2 separate regions of the Homo sapiens genome follow, and region 1 is linked to region 2. A link is a loop called in an ENCODE intact Hi-C map of the cell type or tissue named here. Cell type or tissue: endothelial cell of umbilical vein. All regions are shown on one strand. Each heading gives the region's core, and the rest is flanking DNA. Links, peaks and the distances in the headings are about the cores only. Region 1 has its middle 9.1 kb from the start of PHACTR2-AS1. Region 2 overlaps PHACTR2 (phosphatase and actin regulator 2).

Evidence for each region. Peaks named below come from ENCODE experiments on the same cell type or tissue, not always from the same donor. Only the 100,000 strongest peaks of a DNase experiment are listed, where the experiment ranks them.
Region 1: a loop joins it to region 2, with 8 times the contacts of the local background. A loop is called at or near these places in 3 of 110 quality-filtered maps.

Annotation. Positions count from the first base shown.
Region 1 is chr6:143,572,421-143,584,458 of GRCh38, forward strand. It overlaps a transcript of PHACTR2 not described here. Among named protein-coding and RNA genes, the nearest start is that of PHACTR2-AS1, 9.1 kb to the left of the region's middle. RefSeq lists a silencer at 3,033-3,082. In endothelial cell of umbilical vein, for the core only: no CTCF peak of the experiment used is centred there; a DNase peak (open chromatin) is centred at 7,451.
Region 2 is chr6:143,689,552-143,701,589 of GRCh38, forward strand. All of the region lies in intron 1 of PHACTR2 (phosphatase and actin regulator 2), which reads left to right. Among named protein-coding and RNA genes, the nearest start is that of PHACTR2, 18 kb to the left of the region's middle. In endothelial cell of umbilical vein, for the core only: no CTCF peak of the experiment used is centred there; DNase peaks (open chromatin) are centred at 6,090, 7,150 and 7,980; H3K27ac peaks cover 2,115 bases.

The DNA.
Region 1 (12,038 bases), core at 5,918-8,417, 120 kb before region 2:
CAACTATATATTTTTTCAAAATAGAATGTGTGTGAGTGTTTGTGACTATGTGTTTATTATAGATTGATTCATACTCAAACACTAACAGTGGTTTTTTTGTTTGTTTGTTTTTTTGTTTTGTTTTGGTCATTGTGGTTGTTGTTGTTTTTGAAATGGAGAATCTCTCCATTGCCCCAGGTTGGAGTGCAGTGGCACGATCTAGGCTCATTGCAACCTCCACCTCCCGGGCTCAAGCAATCCTCATGCCTCAGCCTCCTAAGTAGCTGGGATTACAGGCACATGCCACCACACCCAGCTAATTTTTGTATTTTTGGTAGAGACACGGTTTCACCATGTTGGCCAGGCTGGTCTCAAACTCCTGACCTCAAGCAATCCACCTGCCTCTGCCTCCCAAAGTGCTGGGATTACAGGCATGAGCCACCGTGCCCAGCCAACAGTGGTTTATTTTCTTTTGAAATTCACAAATCTTACTGCTATGAATCTATTATCATCAAATTCTAAAAGCATAATGTCTTTTATCTGTGGAAGTTTGGTCATCATCAGATAAGAATCCAAAATAAAAAATGAAATGTTTTTTACTTTCTAATTTGAAATAATTCTGTCCTTACAAAACTGGCAAGACTAGTACCTAATGTTCTCATAGACCCTTCACTGGGTATATGTATAATTTTCTTATATATTGCATTTCATTGTATATTACATTCGTGATCTTCCTACTCAGAACTAGTAGGGTCATGTGGTAAACATCTGTTGAAAATGCCTTAGTGTTATATTCCTGTGGGGAAACCACCTCTAACCCACATTATCAACCATGTGATTTAGAGAGATTGACCCATTCTTTGTTCCTGGGCTTTACTTGGCTTTGGCCAGTCATCAATGGCTGCGTGCTTGGTTTAAGGGTGTGTCCTTGATCCAATTCAGGCCATCGAGATGCATGGAGACTTTCACTAGGTCTTATGGAAGTTTCTTCTCTATTCCATGGAGGTCCCTGGATGCTACATTATTATGTTTGTCATCCATGGGAGCCAGCCCAACTGTGAAGGTTAAGAGAGAAGAGCCTAGAGAATTTCTGAGCTTTGAGAATGGATGCAATTAAGCCTGAGGCCAGCCCTACCTCCAAACCAGTTTTGTGAACCCATGAATTTTCTTTCCCTCCTTTTTTTTTTTTTCTAAGTATTTTTGATTTTGGTTTTCTGTAGCTTGGAAAAGTTTCTGTTGATAACAGATCTTTTTCTGTGCATTCTATCATGTTATTTGTCCCTGTGTTGGCACTTATCTTAGTTAATTATGTGGCTGTTTTTCTTCAACTAAATTATGATGTCCTTGAAACTGTGGACTAAATCACTTACCTGCCTTTCTTATATTTGTATGGAGCTTAGTCCTTCCATTTAGCAGCACTCTGAGGGCCTAATTTCCACTAGGCCCAGAACTGGGTCTGGTTCTCCATAACTGTTTATGGAATCGTGAATTTTATTTAATATGCTACCTGTTTTCGCTTTCTATTATTGCATAGCAAATTACCACAATCCTAGTGGCTGAAACAAGTTACAGGTTCTATGGGTCAGGAGCCTGCGAGCAGCTCAGCTGGGTTCTCTGCTTAGGGTCTTGCCAGGTCACACTCAAGGTGTCAGCTGGGCTGTGTTCTCATCTGGAGCCTGACTGGGGAAGAATTTATTTTAAGCTCATTACACCTGCAGGCAGGATTCAGTTCGTGCAGCTGTGTGGCTGAGTGCCCCTGGTTTGCTGGCTGTTCACTGGAAGCTGCTAGAGGCTCTCACTGTGGGCTTCCTCAGCGTGGCTGCTCAGTTCCTCAAGGCAGGAAGGAGAATCCCGGTCTCTAGTTCACTAAGGCAGAGTCTTAGATAATGTAACATAATCACAGAGTGGTGTCCTGTTCCCTTTGCCACATTCTATCGATAAAAACAAGTCACAAGTTTCATTTACACTCAAGGCTAAGGGATTGTACAAAGGCATGGCCATTGGAGGTCTGTCCTCCATGCTACCTTAAAAGTTCCTGTTCAAAGAGTTTTCTTTAAACATAAAAGTGGGTTCAATGTCTCTCAACATTGATACCTCTCATAGTAGGCAATTAGATTTTTAAAGTTATAACTATTTTTTTTTCTACTCAGGAGTGGCATTAAGTTTGCTTGAAATTTCTTCTTATGATCACCTGTATTTTATTTAGGTTGAATCGTTTTGCAAATACTGGTAAAATGATTCCCCGGAATGTGTTTAACTTTTCAAAATACTTTTATATTCTTTTGATGGCATTAAAAAAAAAAAAGCAGTGGCTCTGAGTCAGTTATGTTGGAAATTTGATGTGAATATTTTCCAAGAGCCCAAAGGACTAAGGACTGTCTCCTATAAATATTTCATTTTTGTTCTAAATCTAACAGCTGGCCTTCTCCTCCTCTCCCCCAATTTTTTAAAAACTAAAGGCGTGGTGTAAAACAGCAACAACAACAACAACCTCCTACACTCCTTTACCCAAAGTAAAAATTAACACGTTAATAGACTTGTGAAATTTGGCCAGATTTTCCTTTATCTATACAGAATTCCTAGATGTTGACTGGCAGATTAGATTTCTCAGTATTTACTTGGCTAGTTAATTGTAACAAATAATCCATTTGGAACATAATTAAGAGATGATAAACAAAAAATAGGCAAATAAATAATCATCAACACTCCAAAAACATTTTCAGCCAGTTATTTTCTTGCATATATTTTCATGTTTTTAATGTTTTACTTTACATCTACGAATTAATTTCTCCATATTGTTTATACATAGTCTTTGAACATCATGATTTCTATCCGTGGTTCATAGTTCGATGAGATAGCTTTCTCTTTTACAAAAAGTCTTTTAAAAATAACTTACCATATTCCTATCTTTAGGTTTTAAACATCGTTTTACATAATTTGTGTACTTTTTTATAAGCACCATGTCTTAATTTTCTAGCACACCTGGAAATGTTATAATGTGACTTAGTCTTTATATGAATGATCTGTCCTTTATATTCTTGATGATGAACTATCAAAACGCCAGTTTAGAGGATGGCTTTCAGAAAGATGGACTTGGAGAAAAAGCGCTCCCTAGCTGCTGTTTTACCGTGTGGACACTAGATGGTGCAGTGGTCATACTGATCAGCCAATGTAATACTGGTAAGACACCAGAGACTTGATGTTGGTGCTTAATAGCTTCCATTGAAAAGACAGATGTACCTATAAATGTATTGTTTGAATAGTTCTCTCTCGTGAAGTACTAAAGTCCTTGAGAAGCAATATGAGATAAATTACTTTTTGTTTTTAACTATTTAATGTTTATTTATCTTCCAATCATTTTAAAACCTTTATTGAACCGTTTTGTTAAGTAAAAATCCAGTCCCTATTGGGGTAAATTGTTTGCAGAGTACAATTGATTCTTAAGTACATTAAGTCTTTCTAAGTGGACATTTGTTTTCAATTTAGAAAAAAAAAGTCTATGTTCCAGTTCTTCGAACAAATATTTTTGAAGTTTTTTAGAAACTTTTTAAGAGTTGCTGTTTTCAGCCAATAGAGCATAATCACATTTCTGGAATGAGATATATCAGACAAAGCCAATGTCCTTGACTAAATTGAATCTTTTCTAAATTGATGTCCAACAGAACTAACATAGATGTTATAATCTGCATATCCAAAGGGTTTTTCTTTATCTTGGCTGGAAACTTGGAGCATCTGCAAGCTTGGTGTCTTCACATTAGATTACTCTTTGTGTGCTAGAATTTGCGATCCAAGCCTGAATCCTTTAATTACCTTTGAGTTATATAACACCCAGGGGACAAACTGGAAGAGATGCTGCTGTATAACACTCCGCTCTCATGACATAGCTTTGGAAGGTCTCTCTTCTCACGCATTTTCTAGATTACGTATTTTACAAGTCGTGGGGTGATTTTCTGTTCCTGAAAAAGCAAGTTTGCTGAATTGCATTAATTCAAAAAGAAGCTGTGCTTAAAATACAAGAAAACAAAAAGTTTAACAGATTTTACATTTATTTACTTTAAGCATAGTGTTCATGACTACGTAAATGGCTTCAAGGGAAAAGTTTATTTCTAACATTTAGCTTTTCAGTTTTAAAACAGAAGTTGAAAGAGGGAATATTTGTGGTTTTTAAAGTTAACTTAAAAATTGTTTGAAGAGGGGCTGGGAGCGGTGGCTCAGGCCTGTAATCCTGGCACTTTGGGAGGCAGAGGTGGGTGGATCACTTGAGGTCAGGAGTTCGAGACCAGCCTGGCCAACATGGCAAAACCCCATCTCTACTAAAAATACAAAATTAACCGGGTGTGGTGGCACACACTTGTAGTCTCAGCTACTCGGTAGGTTGAAGCATGAGAATCACTTGAACCCAGGAGGCCGAGGTTGCAGTGAGCCGAACTCGTACCACTACACTCCAGCCTGGGTGACAGAGTGAGACTCTGTCTCAAAAAAAAAAAAAAAAAAAAAAAAAAAAAAAAATTATTTGAAGAAGTCTAAATTTTCTGACACTGCTTGTATTATAGGTATATACTACTTAAAACTCTATGCTAACATACACAAAAAGCAACAAACTACTATATCAGATTATATATTTATGTGCTTTAATTTGTATAAAATATATTTTGGGGGTTGTTATTTACCCTTATAATTAGATGAACTTCTTTTGAGAAGTTGAATGAAATGTAAAAAACATTTTTCAATTTTAAGTTATATTTTAAGAACACCAAGAATTTTGCTGCAGTGGATCTTCTGGTAGAGGGAAGATTCAGTCTTTTAAAATTGTATTTTAGCATGCTCTGTGTCCAAAACCCTGTGCCAGGCAACAAAAAAGACACATAAAAGTAGCCAACTTGGTCCCTGCCCTTGGGCACTCACAGTCAAGGTCATCAGTATTTTAAAATAAAATATCACCTAACATAGGGAAATAAAATTATGATCCCAGATAACAGTAGAGAAGATGAGAGAAGGACCCTAGCAGTTAAAAAGGTCAGGAGAGGCTTTGTGAGAAGGGAAACATTAAATAGTATTAAAGATTATGTAAGATTTTGACTTAGCAAAAAAAGGTGTGAAAAAAACTCCAACCAGGAGAAATGTGATGAGCAGAGGCATTGAGATGAGAATGCCCCGTGTGAGTTTTCAGTTTCGCTGGAATTACAAGCTAGAAGAGGAGATGAGACCAAATTGATATATCGGAACCCTATTGTGCAAGGCTTTGAATCACAAAACTCAGACATTTGAACTACAGCCTCTAAACAGTAGATAACAGTTGAAAATGTTTGGGTACCAGTGTGAGATCCTGAAAACCATTTAAAGAGATTAACCTGGTAACCATATCGTCGATGGAAAAAAAAAAAGTGAGAGAGGAGAGATGCAAGGAGAGCCTAGAAGCACCTGTTTAGGTAGCTTACATATGAAATAAGAGCTTCAGCAAAGGTTCAAGAAGTGCAACCAAAACCAAGGGAAAGCGAGAGGTATGGTAAGAGAAATATGACTATCAATATAATGTTATAGTAGCATGTACTGTGCAGGTAAGTTCTCATTATTTATTTTTCTAGATTTGTCTAAATCTGGTCCAAGACACTCTATCCCCCGTTCGTTTGCCAACACCTGTGAGAATTCCACAGTCAACTTGCTTACTAGGCCCCTCCCTTTCCCTCTCATGGATTAAATCAGCCATAGTCCAAATGCAAAGAGGGAAGGAGCTTCATTTACTGTTGTTCCTTCACAAAGGAACCATTGCAGTCAAGTGCAGGGCTCCATGAGAGCTGGAGAGGGGTCCCCAGACCTCCATCCTCACGGTCCAGGATGGGGAAGTCATAGCCAGATTTAGCAGTTCCCCTTTGTCAGTGCAATGCCTCATCCTCCATGTTTCCCCTTCTAGGATGATCTAGTTTGATTCAACTCTTCTTGGCCCTTAACTTTCCTCAGGGAGGCAGGGGAGGCCAGAAGTCAAGAGAATAGATACGTGGCATTAGGCTTTCCCCATAAGAAAGGTTGAGCATGGTAGCCATGGAAGGATGTGTAGGTTGTTCACTGCTCAAGAGCATTGACTGTGGGGAAGAATGGGGCCGAAATGCAGCCCATACCCTGCTTGCCAAGCTGGGTACAAAATCACTCCTGCCAACAAGAAAAGGAGGAAAAGGACCTTTTAAAAAAATTTGCTGTTGACTTGGATGCTGAGGGCTACGTGGAGGGCCTGGACAATGAGGAGAGGATGAGGAGGAGGAGGAGGAGGAAGGAGAAGAGGAGGACATGAGTGCAGAAGAGGAGGATGAAGACGATTATAACAATGGAGAGGTAGATGATGAAGAAGATGAAGAAGACCTTGGTGAAGAAGAAAGGAGTCAGAAGTGAAAGCAGCTCAAAGATGAGGGAGAAGACGATGACCAAGTGGAATAACGTATTTTCAAAAATGCCTATTGTGATTTGTGTTTTTACCCATATCCCCTCTACCCTCATAATCCTGCCCCCAAAACTTTTTTTTTTGTTGTTGAGACAGGATCTTGTTCTGGCACCCAGGCTGGAGTGCAGTGGCGTGATCACAGCTCACTGCAACCTCCGTCTCCCGGGTTCAAGCCATCCTCCTGCCTCAGCCTCTTGAGTAGCTGGGACTACAGGTGCATGCCACCACACCTGGCTAATTTTTGTGTTTTTTGTAGAGATAGGGTTTTGCCATGTTGCCCAGGACGGTCTTGAACTCCTGGGCTCAAGTGATCCCCCCACCTTGGCCTCCCAAAGTGCTGGGATTACAGGCATGAGCCACTGTGACCTGCTCCAAAACTTATTTTTTTCTTATTGTAACATAGCTGTGTGAACAAGAAGGGAAAGGTGTACTGGGGGTTGTTGGAGGAGGGAAAGTGTGGGGGAAATAAAATACTATTTTTATTGTCAAAAAATTTGCATAAAGGAGACTTATGGGCCAAGAGAGGTCCTGGTTGAAGGAAGGAAAACATTTTGCTTTGCAGGGAGGATGAGTCTTTAGTAGAAAACAAAACAACAACAACAACAAAACATCCCCCAAACCAGCAAAAATGCCCATTTTAGCAAATTGCCCTATTATGTGTGTAGTTTTTAAGTAGATTTTCATATATAAGAGAGACAAGGAAAGAGGCGAGCGGACAGCTGTGATGAAAGAGCCCAAGGAACCCCCCCAATAAGGCACCATCTCAGAGAAGGCACTTCTTTGGGGGTCACTCAGTGAGACCTGGGAAGGTGAGCGGAAGGGGCCTCTTCTGCAGATGGTGGCCTGGAGGAGAAGACCCTTTTCCACTGCACCGAGACGATCAGCGGGAAGAATGAGTGGGTGTGTATTCATTATCTATTGCTGTATGAAAAACTACCCTACAGTGTAGCTGCTTAGGAAATACATTTATTGTTTCTGTGAGTCAGGAATCCAGGCACATTTAGCTGGGCCCTCTGGCTCAGGATCTCTCCCAGATTGCAATCAAGGTATGCGCCAGGGCTGCAGTCATCTCCTGGCTCTGCCGGGAGGAGCTGCGTCCAAGCTGACTCACGTAGTTGTTGGCAGGGTTCTGTTTTCTGTGAGCTGTGGGACTGGGGACCTTAGTTCCCCATGGGCTGTTGTTTTGCAGGCCACCCTCAGTTTCTTGCCACGTGGGCCTCTCCATAGGGCAGCTCACAACATGACCACTGTCTTCTCTCAGCATGAGCCAGAAAGAAAATCAAGAGAGGGATAGCAAGATGGGAGTCATGATCTTTCTATAGCTTCGTCTCAAAAGTGATATCCCATCCCTTTAGAAGGGAGTCAACTTGGGGCCGGGCGCAGTGGCTCACTCCTGTAATCCCAGCACTTTGGGAGGCCAAGGCAGGCAGATCACGAGGTCAGGAAATCGAGACCATCTTGGCCAACACGGTGAAACCCCGTCTCTACTAAAAATACAAAAAATTAGCCCGGCTTGGTGGCGGGCGCCTGTAGTCCCAGCTACTCTGGAGGCTGAGGCAGGAGAATGGCGTGAACCCAGGAGGCGGGGCTTGCAGTGAGCCGAGATCGTGCCACTGCACTCCAGCCTGGGCGACAGAGCGAGACTCCGTCTCAAACAAAACAAAACAAAACAAAACAAAAAATACAAACAATTAGCTGGGCGTGGTGGCACACACCTGTAATCCCAGCTACTTGGGAGGCTGAGGCAGGAGAATTGCTTGAACCCGGGAGGCAGAGGTTGCAGTGAACTGAGATCATGCCACTGTACTCCAGCCTGGGTGACAGAGCAAGACTCCGTCTCAAAAAATAAAATAAAATAAAACAATAAAAAATAAAAGAAGGGAGCCACTTAGTCCTGGCCTCCATAGTGTGGGTGGCTGAAGGAACGTGAAGATAAATGTCTCTGAAGACAAGAAGGTGAGATAATTAAGAGACTTAGGTTTTGGATGGGTCACCTACACAAATGAAGTGACCCAGAATGCTGAGGGAACCAGGGTGGAGGTAAACTGGGAGGTGGGTGCTAAAACTTCTAGGGTGGGAGAGAGAGTGACACCAGGTGTTGAAATTACAGAAGGGACCATTTCTGGCAACACAGCAGACCAGATATCCTATAAAAGTCTTCCATTACAGAACACCTACACATCAGGAGCTCAAAAACAGATATATTCTTTAAATGTCTAGCCAACATTTTGGAAAAGTGTGGGAAATCCCTCAGGGCCAAAACCAGAGGGAGTTGGACACCAGAGTGATAAGCAGACACTGAAGGCAAGGCCAACCTCAGGGCTTGGCTCAATATTCTAGAACTTTACCCTTGTTCTCAAGTCTCCGTGTGGACAGGGGATGAGGGTTACCTGGTTTCTGCTCCTTTGACTATGGCATAGACTCTGTAGATGTCTGTAATTGACCGGGAGGTATGTAGATGACTGTATCAAGTTATCCTCCTGACCGGGCGCAGTGGTTCATGCCTGTAATCCCAGCACTTTGGGAGGTCAAGACAAGGAAGGAGGTGAGCTGACAGATGTGCTGGAAGAGCACAAGGAACCCACCAGTCAGGCATGATCTCGGAGAGGGCGCTTGTTTGGGGGTTACTCAGTGAGACCTGGGAAGGAGAGAAGGGACCTTTTCTGCAGACGGTGGCCTGGAGAAGAAGCTCTTTTTCCACTGAAACAGGAGGAATGGCGGGAAGGATGAATGGATATGTGTATTAATTATCTATTGCTGCATGACAAATACGGATCACTCAAGTCCAGGAGTTTGAGACCAGGCTGGGCAACATGATGAAACCCTGTCTCTACCAAAAAATACGAACATTAGCTGGACATGGTGGTGGGTGCCTGTAATCCCAGCTAGTCAGGAGGGTGAGGCAGGAGGATCACCTGAGCCTGGGAAAGTCGAGGCTGCAGTGAGCCATGATCACGCCACTGCACTCCAGCCTGGGTGACAGAGTGAGAACCCTGTTCCCCTCCCCACCCCTCAAAAAGGAAAGAAAGTTATCCTGCCCTTGCCTAGACTTAGATGAACCCAGTCTATTTTTTGCAGTTATACATGGGGATGGCAAAAGGCAGAATCCTGGGCATTGGCATGAAGGCCTTGGGTCTTAATGCCTAAGTGAGTCACATAAACCCTGGACAAAAGGCTGTACCGTCAATATGAGGAAAAGCTAGAAAAAAAGACCTATCACTCTCATAAAAATTCATAACCATAGTCCACACCCTCACATAGATTTGGCACTAGAATTTATACCACCTGTTTAGGTCTGTAAATGCCAAGCCAAACTAATAATTGAAAGTGGTTCTAGTTGGAGAACTGTGGGGCACCCAGCACAATTCAGAGCAAATCGTTTTGGAAATAGAATCTCAGCCCAGGTTTCCTGCAATTCCCATACATTGCTCAACTAAACATGAGTTCAGAAGTCAAAATTACAAAATACCCTAGGAAACACGCCACTAGGAGAGTGAGTCAGAAGGAAAATAAGATAGTAGAAAAATTAGATTCTAAATTACCAGAGACAAGCAGGATACCAGGAAGACAGGAAGCAGGTGATTTGACCCAGTGACAGGTACCTGGAAACAGTTTGGTTGTTTAGTTATGAAGCTTAAAAACTGTCATTCATTTTTATTTAGCAATTTTATTCCTGCAACTTTTTTCCTGAGGAATGATCAGGTATGGATTTATAATGATATTCAAATAGTGTCATTTATAACATTAAAAAAAAAACTTGGGAACAACCTTCATATCTAAGAAAAGGGAAATGAATAAACAAACGATAGAAATTACAGGGTATTATTCATATTTGTAAACAGTTTTAATGACATGGGAATTTGTTTACAATATAATATTAAAGAATAAGAGCAAGATAAGAAAATGCTTTCTAAATGTGGCTGTATTTAGCTCTCCAAATTATTTAGCTAAACAAAACTATTTCATTCTTCTAGCATTCTGTTTAAGTAGGTACGTGATGTATTTGGCAGCAGAAAAAGGGCATAAGAAAATTGATGGCTCTGCCAAGATTTTATTGAGGGATTCAGTTGTATTGAAAGAAAAAAGGCTACAGAGATTTTAGGTATAAAAATATATAAATAATAGCTTTCACAAATAGAATTTAATTTCAAACTCTGAAGCACTTAAAACATGCAATCACCATTCACATACTTTAATTAGAAACATCATAATGAGTCTTTCTATTTTGGATATGAAGACTTCTCAGAGAATTTAGAATTTAGTTAAATTTCTATTCTTGTCTTTGAATATAATGATGGGGCGACCATTCTTGCCATAATAGCCAGGATTTGGTATCTGTGAATTCACCATGGCCACGGTAGTGATAAAGAGCATTCCTCCACAATCCGTCCATTTCTGGGAACCCAGAAGATTGAGTCCCTTTTACTAAACCATGATTTAGTGAATGAAAGCACTTATACCATGTGAGAATGGGTTACAGAAACACATGCTAGCAGCAGTCCTCAGATTGTTGCCCAGAACCGTTTACAATGACAATATGATCCCTTTCTCACTTTTATGATTGGTAAAAAATTGGTTTATCCTCTCTCAAAGTTTATCCTAAAGTTGCTGAGTGACACAATGATATTTTTGTACTTAATCACAAAAGCAGAGAGTCTGACAAGAATTTGAAAAAGGGTGTATAGAATACAAATACTGTTGAATGGTGCAGCAACAGAGCTGTACAACACCTTTGTCTTGCCTGGAAGGCAGTGTGTTAGTATGGAGAGAGCGAGGGCTAAAGTAGAGACTGTAGATATTATGTGCCTAATACTGTAATTTTCCCAGAACTGATAGCTTGATTTTGCCAGTTATACACCCAAAGACTTTGGACATTGGTGTGGAAATACATTTGCTCACTACATGCTAGATGCCAGACTATCATTTGTTGATTGGTTGATTCATTGTTTGGAAAATACCTGGACTACTATAATAGGTGCCAGGCATCATACCCAGAGAGGGACCTAGCATAACCAGAATTCATTCAAAGGAGGACTTCCAGAATTCTGAGAGGTCTAGAGTGCTGGGACGGTGTCTTATTTATCTCTACACTTTTTCTTCCTAGCACTGTGTCTAGCACTCAGGATATTCATAATAAAAGTTTGATAAAACAATGGATTTACAAATGGTGGTTGAGGCTCTTTTACCCACTGGCAGGCTATCTTCCTGAAGTTGCCTATATCCCTGTCTGCCTGTTAGCTGTTAATACCTCCTAAGCCAGGATGTTCCACTACTGTGCTGTGCCAAACAGCTGTGACCCATCACCACCTCCTGTGAGATACATTCTTTTTACCCTGCATCATGCTAAAGATGTTAACTCTTGACTAGAACCACTTCTTGGGGCTGTGGTTGTACTTTTGGAGGCCCGTCATGGACTGGGACCAGAAAACTGGAGACTTGAATATGAACAGAGATCAATGGACTAGAGACTTCATTTTGCGTCTCCGAGTGTTGGATGAGGCATCCTGAGTCCCTCCACTGTACAGACAGGATTGGGCTTAGCTACTCAGGGGGACTGAACTTTCAAGGGAAGATCAACTAGCCTCAGTTCTGGAGGAAAAAAGATAAAGAGTGGAACAAACAGCGC
Region 2 (12,038 bases), core at 5,947-8,446:
TGACACATTATCTACTGAGCTCACAGTATGGAAACCGAACACGTAGTTCTCTTTTTTACCCTACCCCAACCCCTGCCTCTCCCCATTTCAGAATCATACATTTCCTATTATTTCCCATTTTCCCATTTTCTCATCTTCTCAAGTCTTTTTTTTTTTTTTGAGATGGAGTGTCGCTCTGTTGCCCAGGCTGGAGTGCAGTGGCCTGATTTCAGCTCACTGCAACCTCCGGCTCCTGGGTTCAAGTGATTCTCCTGCCTCAGCCTCCCGATTAGCTGGGATTACAGGCACCTGCCACCACGCCCGGCTAATTTTTGTATTTTTAGTAGCGACAGGGTTTCGCCAGGCTGGTCTTGGCAATCTGGTCTTGAACTTCTGAACTCAGGTGATACACCCACCTCAGCTCCCAAAATGCTGGGATTACCCGTGTGAGCCACTGTGCCCAGCCCCAACATTCTTATATTGTGTTTTTGATTTTATCAGTCATCCATGTAATAGCAGAAATGCCAACGATAGCTAAGGCTTGTGGTAAACCACGATTTCTTTTTCTCTCCTGCATACCTTTTGTTTTTCCTACTGGTGTTTTTGTTAGCTTGCTAAGTGTCCTACATACCATCCCCACACTTTCTCTTGTTATGTATTTAACGAATCGCTTCTCAATATGTTCAAATACTCGAGTTATTCTTACAGGTTCATCTTTAAGAGCTTCATACATAGCCTTTGTCCTCTTCCCATGTGGACTGGATTTTCTCTGAGCCCACTGTCCAGCTGTTGTCTTGGGATCTCTCTTCATCACACCAGGGGGATTCCTTCCACTTTCCTCTTGCATTGAATCTTCAGATTGCTGGATCCCATGCCCCCTTTTTTTTTCTGGGTCTATTTCCTTATTTTGGCAGAGCACACAGGGTGCTTCTTGAGAAAAGCTCACGGGGTGTATGGTTTTTGAGTCTTTGTATTAGAACGTGGCTTTATTCTGGCTTCATGCTTGGTCGAGAGCTTGGCTGGGACATAAGGTAGCAAAGCAGACTTGCTGCAGTATGCACAAACACTGCCATCCCTCCCAATTAATCAGGATGAACGTTTTCCTTTTATCTGGAAGACTTAGTTTTTCTCTTTAGCAGATAGCTTTTAACTGATTTCAAAAGACTTTCTTGGGTGATGGTCACACAAGATCTCAACTTTGACCTGGCTTGTTGCAATGGTCTAAAAAATATTTTATGGACGTTTAAAAGTTTTGTGGTACATAGACTAATTTAAAAATGTGTTTACTGTGATAATAATGTGCTGGCATTTTTTAAGAAGACTCACATTTAAGATCTACATTGAATAATTGTGGTATTCCTGTATTTTTCTGTGTTTTTATTTTAGGGATGCGTCATCTTTATGGGATGCTCGTTCTGATAGGATCCTGGGGGTATTACAAACTACCATTGATATTTCACAAAAGTGCCCAATTGTGAAACTCACCTAGTGTGCAAAATACTGATTGCTGGGTCCCATATTATAGGTCAGCAAAATCAAAGTCTTTTGGAGAGGGGTCTCAGAGTCTGTGTTCTCAACAAACATTCCAGAGGATTCCTAAGGTGAGAAACATCTTCTGGAAAACAAATTATAGGTTAGTGGTACTGTACAGATGGTCCTCAACTTATGATGGGATTACATCTTGATAAGCCCATCATAAAGTAAACAAAAATAGTAAGTCAAACCATGGTAAGTCAGGGACCTTCTGTATTTAAATTAAAAAAAAAAAATTCTCATTTGAATCTTTATGTGTGTCTTTCTCTTTACTTGAGGCAAAAGTTACAAAATATCCAGTTCAGAGACTCAGATGTTCTGTACACAAATGCCGGGATGAATTGGGTCATTCATATTTACTGTTCATGAGCAAATATTCCTATTGTCAAGTAGAATGTTGAGATTCTGATGGAATATTATTGCCAGAAACCTGTTTGCTTTTATGTACATTTTGTTAATATTATAAGCAGCAAAATGATGCATTTCCCACAACAACTAGGTTTGAAGTAAATATATAGTTACATTCGAAGGCAAGGAAGTTATCAGCAGAATGCCAATTACTGTTTAGGAAAAGACCACAGAATTTCAACTCGTTGCCTTTTCAAGAAGACCTCTGTGAACTTCATCTGGGGTTGCTGCATACTAATTACTTAACCCAAAACCAAAGTCAAAGAACAGGGCACTAGATGAAAATAGCTGTTTAATAATGAGAAGGAAGAACTATAAGAAAGATTTTTGTAAAATACATTTCTGAAAAGGAGGCTGAGCCCTTTTCCCTTTTAGAACTGTAGGCGGCAAATTCTGAAAATTCCAAAAGGAAGCAATCATTTATTTAAGACTTCTGTTCATGCATTCTGTCTTGGATAATGTTTGGCTTTTTATTTTCGCCTCTGTTTGTACTTCAGGCATCCTTTCCTTTCAATTGTGTGCCTATTTGCAGCCCATTGCCCACTGTGAAGTAAATTCCATTCAGTCTTAATTGGGGTCTCTTAAAAGCTTTTTCTAAAGAATTTTTCAGCCTCCCTATGGAAGGCCACTGTTCGTTGCCTAAGGTGTTTCAGGGTGTGCTGAGCATTCCCTCTGACCTTCCTTCTTGTATAAAGATGTTTCTGACAACAGCTGGGTGGCTCACAGGACTGGGGAGGGCAGTCTAAAGGGATGATTCAGGATTGCACTGATCAATTTCATCTATTATAAAGGGATTTTGTGTTTTTCAAAATTTCTTCTGCATCTGTAAAGTTAGCTTGTGTTGACCTGCCAACCTGTTTATGAAAGAGCCGGGTGAGAATGGAAACTTGGAATAAACCAGAACAAGTTAACTGAGCTCATGCCGTGGGTTCCTGTTGGCCTGACTGCGCTGTTTCATTTTCCTAAAGGCCTCTAAACCAGAATTGTATACATCTAATGTTCTGTCGCTTGGAAAGTACTTGACTGCCAATTTTTTAAAGAAAACATGAAAAGAATAAAATCAAACATGAGATTTTTAGAAGAATTTAGAACTGTACACTTTTAAAAAACTGAATCCCCTTCAGTCATCCAACCACAGAATGTCAGAACACACGTATACCTCATTTTCCAAACAAGAATGTTTTAATTTAGGAAGCCATTATAAAGTAATCATAGCAAAATCCTTCAAAGAACTTTTCTTTTTCCTTCTTTCAAGTGGGCTGAGGTGGAGGTGAGGTTGAAAGCTGTGTGACATTTTCACTTTACCTTCGACATGTTAATAAATAACTTTGCAGATAATAGTAAATGTCTGTACAGTATTCGTCTGCTAAGGCTGTCGTAACACCATACCACAGACTGAGTGGCTGCAACAACAGAAATGTATTTCCTCACTGTTCTGGAGGCTAGAGGTCTAAGATCAAGGTGTCAGCAGGGTTAGCTTCTGCTCAGAGCCTCTGTCTTTAACTTGTAGATGTCTGCCTTCCCTCTGTGTCCTCATATGGTCCATCCTCTGTGCCCACACACATCTGTGCTCAAATATTTTCCTCTTATAAGAACCCCATTGGAGTAGGGCCCACCCATATGACCTCATTTTACCTTAATTTTACTTTTTTAAAGGACCTGTATTCAAATATGGTCCCATGTTGAGGTACTGGGAGTTAAGACTTTAACGTATGAATTTTGAGGGACACAATTCAGCCCATAGTAGTGTCCTTTTTTTGTTTTTGTTTTGTTTTTATTTTTTTGAGACGGAGTCTTACTCCATCACCCAGGCTGGAGTGCAGTGGTGTGATCTTGGCTCACTGCAACCTCCACTTCCCAGGTTCCAGCGGTTCTCCTGCCTCAGCCTCCCAAGTAGCTGGGACTACAGGCACGCACCACCACACCTGGCTAATTTTTGTATTTTTAGTAGAGACGGGGTTTCGCCCTGTTGGCCAGGCTGGTCTCGAAATCCTGACCTCAGGTGATCCACCTGCCTTGGCCTCCCAAAGTGCTGGGATTACAGGCATGAGCCACCGTGCCCAGCCCCTTTTTTCTGTATTTTTTAAATAGGCCATTTAAGGACTTTAAGCAATGTCCCTAAAACCAATGTACAAACCAGGACTTATTAGCAATGTCCCAAAGCACACTGCATCCATTGTCTTTTTTCTGATTTTTGAGTTTCATTTCTTAACCAATTAAGGCCTCTTCCCCACTCACCTCAACAGTGCCATATTCATATTACTTGAGTAAGAGGAGGCATTGAAGGTGATTTTCAGCAATGGAAATTAACCAGTGTGACTAGGCAGTACACTTAGGAAGTAAAGCATAGGCTGTAGAGCATATGGGGTAAATTTAGAAAATGGAATATGTGTTCATGACCAGCCTGGGCAATGTGGCGAAACCCGTCTATACAAAGAACAGAAAAAATTATGTGGGTGTGGTGGTGTGCACCTCTAGTCCCAGATACCCAAGAGTCCAAGATGGGAGGATCACCCGAACCCAGGAGATCAAGCCTGTGGTGATCCTTGATCACACCACTGCACTCCAGCCTGGGTGACAGACAGAGTGAGACCCTATCTTAAAGAAAAAGAAGGAAGGAGGGAAAGAAGGAAGGGAGGGAAGAAGGAAGGAAAGAAGGAAGGAAGGAAGGAAGGAAGGCCTGCGACAGGGAGTGGGGAGGGAAGGAAGGAGGGAGGGAGGGAGGAAAGGAAGGAGGAAGAAGTAGAAGGAGGAAGGAAAAAAGGAAGGAAGGGAGGGAAAGGAAAGGAAGGAAGAAAAAAGGAAATAAATAAAGAAAGAAATGGAATATGTGACATTATGTTTCTGCCATTGTGTAAGAAATCAATACCAGTATCTTGTGATTGGAGCACCAAATTGATCGAGTAATGTTCAGGAAAGAAACCCCCAAACTACTTATCAAGATCCTAATCCCAGTGTGGTCAGTAACTAATGTGGCCACCTGACTGGTTTTATAATCTTCTTTGAGGGCCCTGAATGTGAAGCCCTGTATTTGGAGAAATGTTTTGTTCTCAAATGTCACTACATATATAGTCTTCCTTTTCTGTGTTTGGTTTTGCTGGCTCTGTATGCTTTCATTGTCTTAGATGTGTTTGAAATCCGCAGGGTGACATGTCTCTTTTCAAAGAGCTGCTAAAATAAGAAAGAAAATGAATAAGCGTGTTAAAGAAAGATGGTGTTTAAACACCTGTCAAAGTAAAGTCAGAACAAGAATGTTCTTGCCAGAAAACGCAGAGCCCCATTGAGACAGGTTGGTAATTCGAAGATGATTCATTACGACTAACTGCATTTGTATTCTAGCCCATATGCATTGTAAACCACCTAGCAGGCTTCCAATGATGTCTTCCTATCAATTCGTAAATCTCACAGGAAACTTTTAACTGGTGCAGTCAGTTTTGGTGGACTGCTTATCTTGTCAACGTGAAGATAATGCTTCAACAGCACACCCACCTCCTCTAGGTTCAAAATTCCTTATTTTATTGAAAAAGGTCCCTCAAGCTGGTTAAGCACACAAATAAGAATTGGGTGCATCAGAATCTAGTGACCCTAGGTCCTTTTGTAAAATGATTAAAACTCTCCTTAAACCTCAGAAATTATTTAATTTTATAGGCATCTCTTGGACCAGGAATTGCCTTGAGATGGCGAGATACAAGCATTCTACAAAGGCTGCAAACAAGACTCACTTCTCTTAGGCCCTGATCCGAATCCAGATTATGATGGATTGGGCATGGGGATCAGGGCATGCAGAAGCTCTTAGCCAAACCTCTACACCCTTTAGTTGTGACTCTGTCATTGTAGACTTTTAAGGCATCTTGCAGATTAGAATATGCTGAGCACTCAATCTGAGGAAGGTTAAAAGTCATAGAATATTGGTGTTCTTCCAAGTTGAGAACAGAACACTTGGATCCAAGACCCTATTTCAGATTCAACATTCAATACCCTAAGGCATAAAAATGGCGTCTTACTATAGACAGTGGAAATAACTGATAAGGATTTAATTAATTGCTTGTGGTTTTGCAGTGCCAGTCCAGGTTTATTTTCATTGCTGGGCACTGCAGTCCTAGAGGCAAAGGGAATGAGCATAAGGTTCCTGCTAGATCTTTAAAAGGGAAGGGCAGAATAAACAGAGGGCCCTTTGATAATGATTTCTTAGCCAGTCCAGTGGATAACATGAGTCTCATAATCAAGAATCCTCTGGGACTTTGTCATCTACATTGAATTTATAGGTGGTCTTTACTTAAAATATCTGAAGTTAATGGAATCATAAAACAGATCTTTCTTTTCTCTTTAGATTGTGACATTAGGCACATGTGGAAACAACAGTAAAATGCAACTTCCTGTGTTTAGCAGCCGTAGCAACACATCTTATACGGTGCAGGATTTTTAAAAACCAAAAGGAACAACAATTTGTATCTGACTAAATAGCGCCTAATCAGTTTCACCTTGATTTACTAAGCGTTGTATTAATCAAGTAAGCAACTGGCCTTTTCTATAAAATAGTTTTATGTTTGTTGGTTTGATTTTTAAAATTTTTTATTTTTTGCAGGTGCAAGCATAAAAATAAAAAATTCGCAATTTCCCAGCTGGTAGGAAATAGAGCCACGTCCAACTCTTAGCTCCTCTCTCATTCTTGTATATGATGTCAACCTTCTTGCTTAGTTTCTTTCCTTAATCCAGGGCATTTCTGCTATAGAGTAGTGGGGATTTCCCTCGAGTCTTAGTTGGTTTTAGCAGCTCCCAGCAATTATCTTGAGACCAACGGAGAATGCAGGTAACTGTTTTGGGTGGGTATACAGGAGTTTATTTATTTCAGGGGGCATTTTTGTTTTCCTGGAGACCTCTAGAAGACCAGGAAAATATTTTTCCAAGAAATTTTGCTGCCCCAATTGCTCCAAATCATAAATAACCCACTCTCCATTTTTATTCCCCACAAAACCTCTTATCAGCCTTTTTCCACTTGCTTACATGTATTATCTCTATTAACAGTAGCCACAACCCAAATCATGAATTGTATTACCCCATTCTACAGATGAGGAAGGGACTCTGAAAGGTTGAATTACAGACCTAAGGTTACCAGCTAGGATGGGGAGGAACAGATTATTACATTCAGATCTTTCTGGCACTGGAAGCCCATGTTTTTCCTTTGCAGTACTCACAGGTCTGTGTTTATATTTAAATGGCTATTTCCTATTTTTTAAGCATACGCAAAGTCATATCAGGGTGACACATAGCTAAAGAGTTAAACAAAACAAACCATTTTCTTCTCTGGAAGCTTTAGTGTGGAAATACCTAAGTGTCAGCCCTCTCTCCACTTGTGTTTGCTCCCCTTAGGGTACTGTTCTAACAGGAGATATTTGCTTCACAGTGGAAAGGTGAGATAGGAGAGGTGGTGTGTTCTGTTTAAATTGGAATAAAAACTTGTTGCTGGCTGCCAGTCTTAAAGAATGATTCCTCGTCATTGAACATGTTACATTGTAGAGTCAGATGTTTGCCACCACAACACTGGGCTATTATGCAAGGTAGTTCTACCTTGTAGTTCCGATATATTTAGTTAATTGAAAGCCTAAAATATTGCCACATAACTGAACATCTGTCATAATGCTATATTATCAAAGAATTTAATTTCAGATTAAAATGGTTTTATAGTTTTCTATATTGTTCCACTGTTTTCTAAGAGATTCACATTCTCGTGTGTGATGCCTAAAGAGAATGGAAAAAACAAAAGCAGTTTGGATTTAGTTCCAATTTAGTTAGGTAACTTATTTTCTTGTTTCTTTGCCATGGAACAAAATTGCTTTTCTGGCTTCCCCAATTAGGAGAAAGAAGGTTAAGACTGAAGAAAAATCTGAGATGAGAAAGAAGGAAATGTTAACAAAGAGAGTGCTCTTGAAGAAATTAATTTTCACCACTCATCACCGGGTGAAAATAGAAACTTCTTAAAAGACAATTTCACATATAAATTATTCCAGCTGTTTTTCAATTATTTGTCTTTGATGAATTGTCTTTCAATTACCTTGTAAAGAGCAATTAAGTGTTTGCTTACCTGAAAACTGTGTCAGCAATGTCTGTACCATTCTTATGAGTGTTAATCATCCTTCCTGCTGGCTCTGATATTTTCCCAATTTCAAACATTAGTGTTTGTTATATTATCTTTCAAAATATTTGGAATTCTACAGGAAGGCACTGTTGGAAACAATTTCCTCTGTGAAAAATCTAAAGACCTGCTAAAATAAATCATAGCCTAGGCCTTGTAAATTATTGCCCCACATTTACCCATGACTTATTCTTTTTGTAAATATTTTTAGGGACCTTTTTGTGGCCTAAGTACAGTATAGGGGCACCACCAGGAATAAAATCAACTTGCTCCCTGTCCTCATGGGACTCCTAATCTAGTGGTGAGAAGTATTATTTTTTCTTGCTTCTCAGAGAGGTAGTCTTTTTTTTAACCTACTCACTTAATAACAACAACAATTAAAAATCATTTTTATGGTTTCTGAAAACATTGGTGAATTGCAACTGGCTATTCTGAGGTTCTGTTACGGGCTTTTTCCCATCATTCTAGAACATGTTCAATGTTTCTTCAGACCAGTATTGAAAATCTAAATAAAAATTATATTAGAAAAGGATTTTGGAATAAGCTAGTTGGTTTGATGGTGCTCTAATTGGATTCAGAGGCTTTCTGTGTGTGTTTTATCCAAATCCTGCTGGAGCAACTCATTCTCTGGAATGCTTGCTTAACACACCTGTCATTTTAAAGAAAGAAACCAAAATAGAACATCTCGCAAGTGGGGCATCCTCAATAACTATGTTAGAAAAAGTATAAAATCAATGCTAAAGGCATCATTATTATAAAATTATTTTTTTAAAAAGCAACTAGTGGAATTGTTTCTCTCAAGAGAATTAGGTGTACAAACCAAGGAATGTTAATCTTTTGCTTTTCAGTGGCTTTTAAATGGTTTCCTGTTTAATTTGCATAGGATATTTCTACCTTTTAGGCAATGCTATGAAACTAGACTAAACCTCTGTAGCCCTCAAACAATTTTACCCTGAATTTTAACTCATAATTTGGAGGCCATCTTGTGCTATGTCTGCCGTGGGAACTAATGCCACAGTACCACCGTGTGAGCCTCTGGGGTCCCCCACATTTCCTACTCACTACACACTGCAGGTCTACGTTTGGGTGGATGGTTGTTTGACTAATGTCAGCCTCTCTCATGGCCTGCAAGCCTCCTAAGGGCAGAGATCTGATCTGTTTTTGCTTACCATTGTAGCCCTTCCTCTATAATAGCTGCTCAGTTAATTGTGCATGAATGTTTCCGTTCCACAGTGAACACACTTTTCTACAGCCTCATTATTTTTGCAGATATCTCCTTCCTCCTCTCCCTTGGATTGTCCGAACCCTGGGTCTCCTTGGCAACACTGTTGCCCTGGTAATTCTCTTCAATGGTGGCTCTGTTGTCCTTTACCTCTCCTATCACAGGGGGCGCTGACATTGCATCAACTCCCCAGTGCTATTCCCTGCTCATTTTGCGTCCAGTCTTGTGCATGCCCTCATCTGAGGTAGGTGCCGTCTGCTGAGTTTTCCTTCACATTTCTTTGGTGCTGTCATCTCCTGACTTCCTGGTCATTTCCTCATATTCACTGGATGAAGTTCAGACTCTCCCTCTCCACCCCAAATCTCGCTATGACCTGAAGGAATTCAGTCCCCATGCAGTCCCCGTGTGGCTGGTCTGACATCCTGGCTGGTGCAGCTCTGCAGCCCTTCTTCTTTCTTGCATCTTCAACACCCCGACACCCAGGGCTCCTTCTCCTCAGCCCATGAACCTGCTTGAGTGTCCTTCACACTTTATGAACTTAAAACAAACAGCAAACAAAACCTTTTTCTTTACTTGTTCATTCTCAATGCCAAAGGAGTTCAACGTTCTTTATTGTGCAAAGCCCACTTGCTCCTAAATGTAATCATTCTCTAGGAGTTTACCCCTGGTCCTCAACAGCTGCTTTTGTTTAGAAGACTCCACCAAATAACTTCAACTCCAGCTTCTTGCTAGAGTGCCAGTAATGCATTTCTGACTGTCCGTTGGACATCTTCCCTTGAATGTTCTGCCAGCACCTGAAGTTCATGGTGCCTGAATACAAGCTAAAGGTCTCTCCTCCAAATCTTCTCTCTTCTTGACATCCAGCCATACCCTTGTAGAGGTTCAGGCCATGGAGTTCTCAGGCAGTTCCTCAGACTCCTCTCTTCTTTCTCCTCAGTGTCCCTCAGATCATCCATCATTTCCAGTCCCTTTTCGCTCCTTCTCTCCAAGTTCAGATGCCTGGGTTGCTGCAGTCATCTCTTAACTGAGCTATAAGGACGTAAATCTGGGAGCCTTGGGGACTCCGTATGACTAATTGACATAAATTCTTCTCCATGGGATGGATCTCCCAGCATCCTGTTTTCCATAGTACATGCCTGCAGGTTTCATGTCTGCCTTGGGGAGATTGTCCGGGATACTACATGTGGCCACGGTCTCTCCACAGATACCGGCCTTGGGGACCCTGTATGACTGCCAGGAGGCTCTTGGACATAGAGAGAACGTTAGTCACATTATATATATTCTCTGGGCTTTTATTTATCCACCAGCCTTTCGACTTAAATATATTGGTCTAGATTTAATGTGTTATTTTAATAATATTTGTGTTACATTCATCCTCAATGGGAATTTTTTCATAATTTTGTCTGAAACAAAATTTAGCCCCTTACTTAAAAACTGTGATATTTCAGCCAGGCGCGGTGGCTCATGCCTGTAAACCAAACACTTTGGGAGGCTGAGGTGGGCGGATCACTTGAGCTTAGGAGTTTGAGACTGGCCTGGCCAACATGGTGAAACCGCGTCTCTACTAAAAATACAGAAATTAGCAAGGCATGGTGGCATGCACCTGTAATCCCAGCTACTCGGGAGGCTGAGGCAAGAGAATCACTTGGACCCAGGAGCCGGAGGTTGCAGTGAGCTGAGATCTCACCACTGCACTCCATCTGGGTGACAGAACGAGACTCCATTGATTGGGGGCAGTGGGGAGGGGGGGCGAGAGGAGAACTGTGATATTTCAGTATATTTTATTTCACAAATTATATATAAGGTCTACCAGCTTCTCCCCTAAAGTTCTGTGCTGACGCACATTCCCAGCATGAACAGGGTGATCATTATCCTATCATGGATGAGTTGAAATTCTTTCACTTGGCAGATTGTCCATTGGGGATATATCAGCTTTTTCTTCCTTTTCACAAACACAGCACACACTCTACACACCATGACCTGCTCCACTTCAGACTCCGGGAGTTGTTGTATATGACTAACATCTACGGGGAACAAGATAGGTTGTTGGTTGATTCCTGTCACGTTTTTCCTCTCTGTAGCGACATCTTGCTATTCCTAAGCAGTCATCCTATCTGTTCATAGAGACAACCCTTCCCTTGTAGCGATAACAGTGGCATTCAAAACGTAAAATGCTTTTATTTACATTAAAATTGATTTTTCCATTAGCAAAGTGGCCCTTTGCCTACTCAATCAGAATTTCTGTAAACCCCAAATAAGAGCGACTTTATTTAATCTGTTAAATATCCTGTAGCAAGTCTAGGGGATGTTGTTCATGTCAGTGAATCAGGATGTCATGCAGCTGCACAAACATATTCGTTCTGCAGGCCTGTTGGCCACAAGTTTAAACTCTGGAATTCTCTGTCAGTGCTTGCAGGCAGATGGAAGTCTTTAGTAGCTTTTCCCTCTGGGAGTTTAAAAATAATGTCTGCCTCTGTTAAAAAAACAAGTTTAAAAATTGATAGTATCAAACTTCTAAAATTAATATTATGATAAATAAGGATTCTGTACAATCAAATTACTTTAGTCAGTATAAAGTATAGAGTACACTGCCTGCCGCCAGCGTGAAATTAACCGTGATGACACTGGGCATTGTTTTAGACAGCAAAACAGTACCTACCCTAACTCCTTGGATTAGCCCAATAAGTGGCTGGGAGTTGAATTGAGTTACTACTCATTAGGGTTTATCTCTTGCCTTATCTTAAAATAAAAATCCACTCCCAC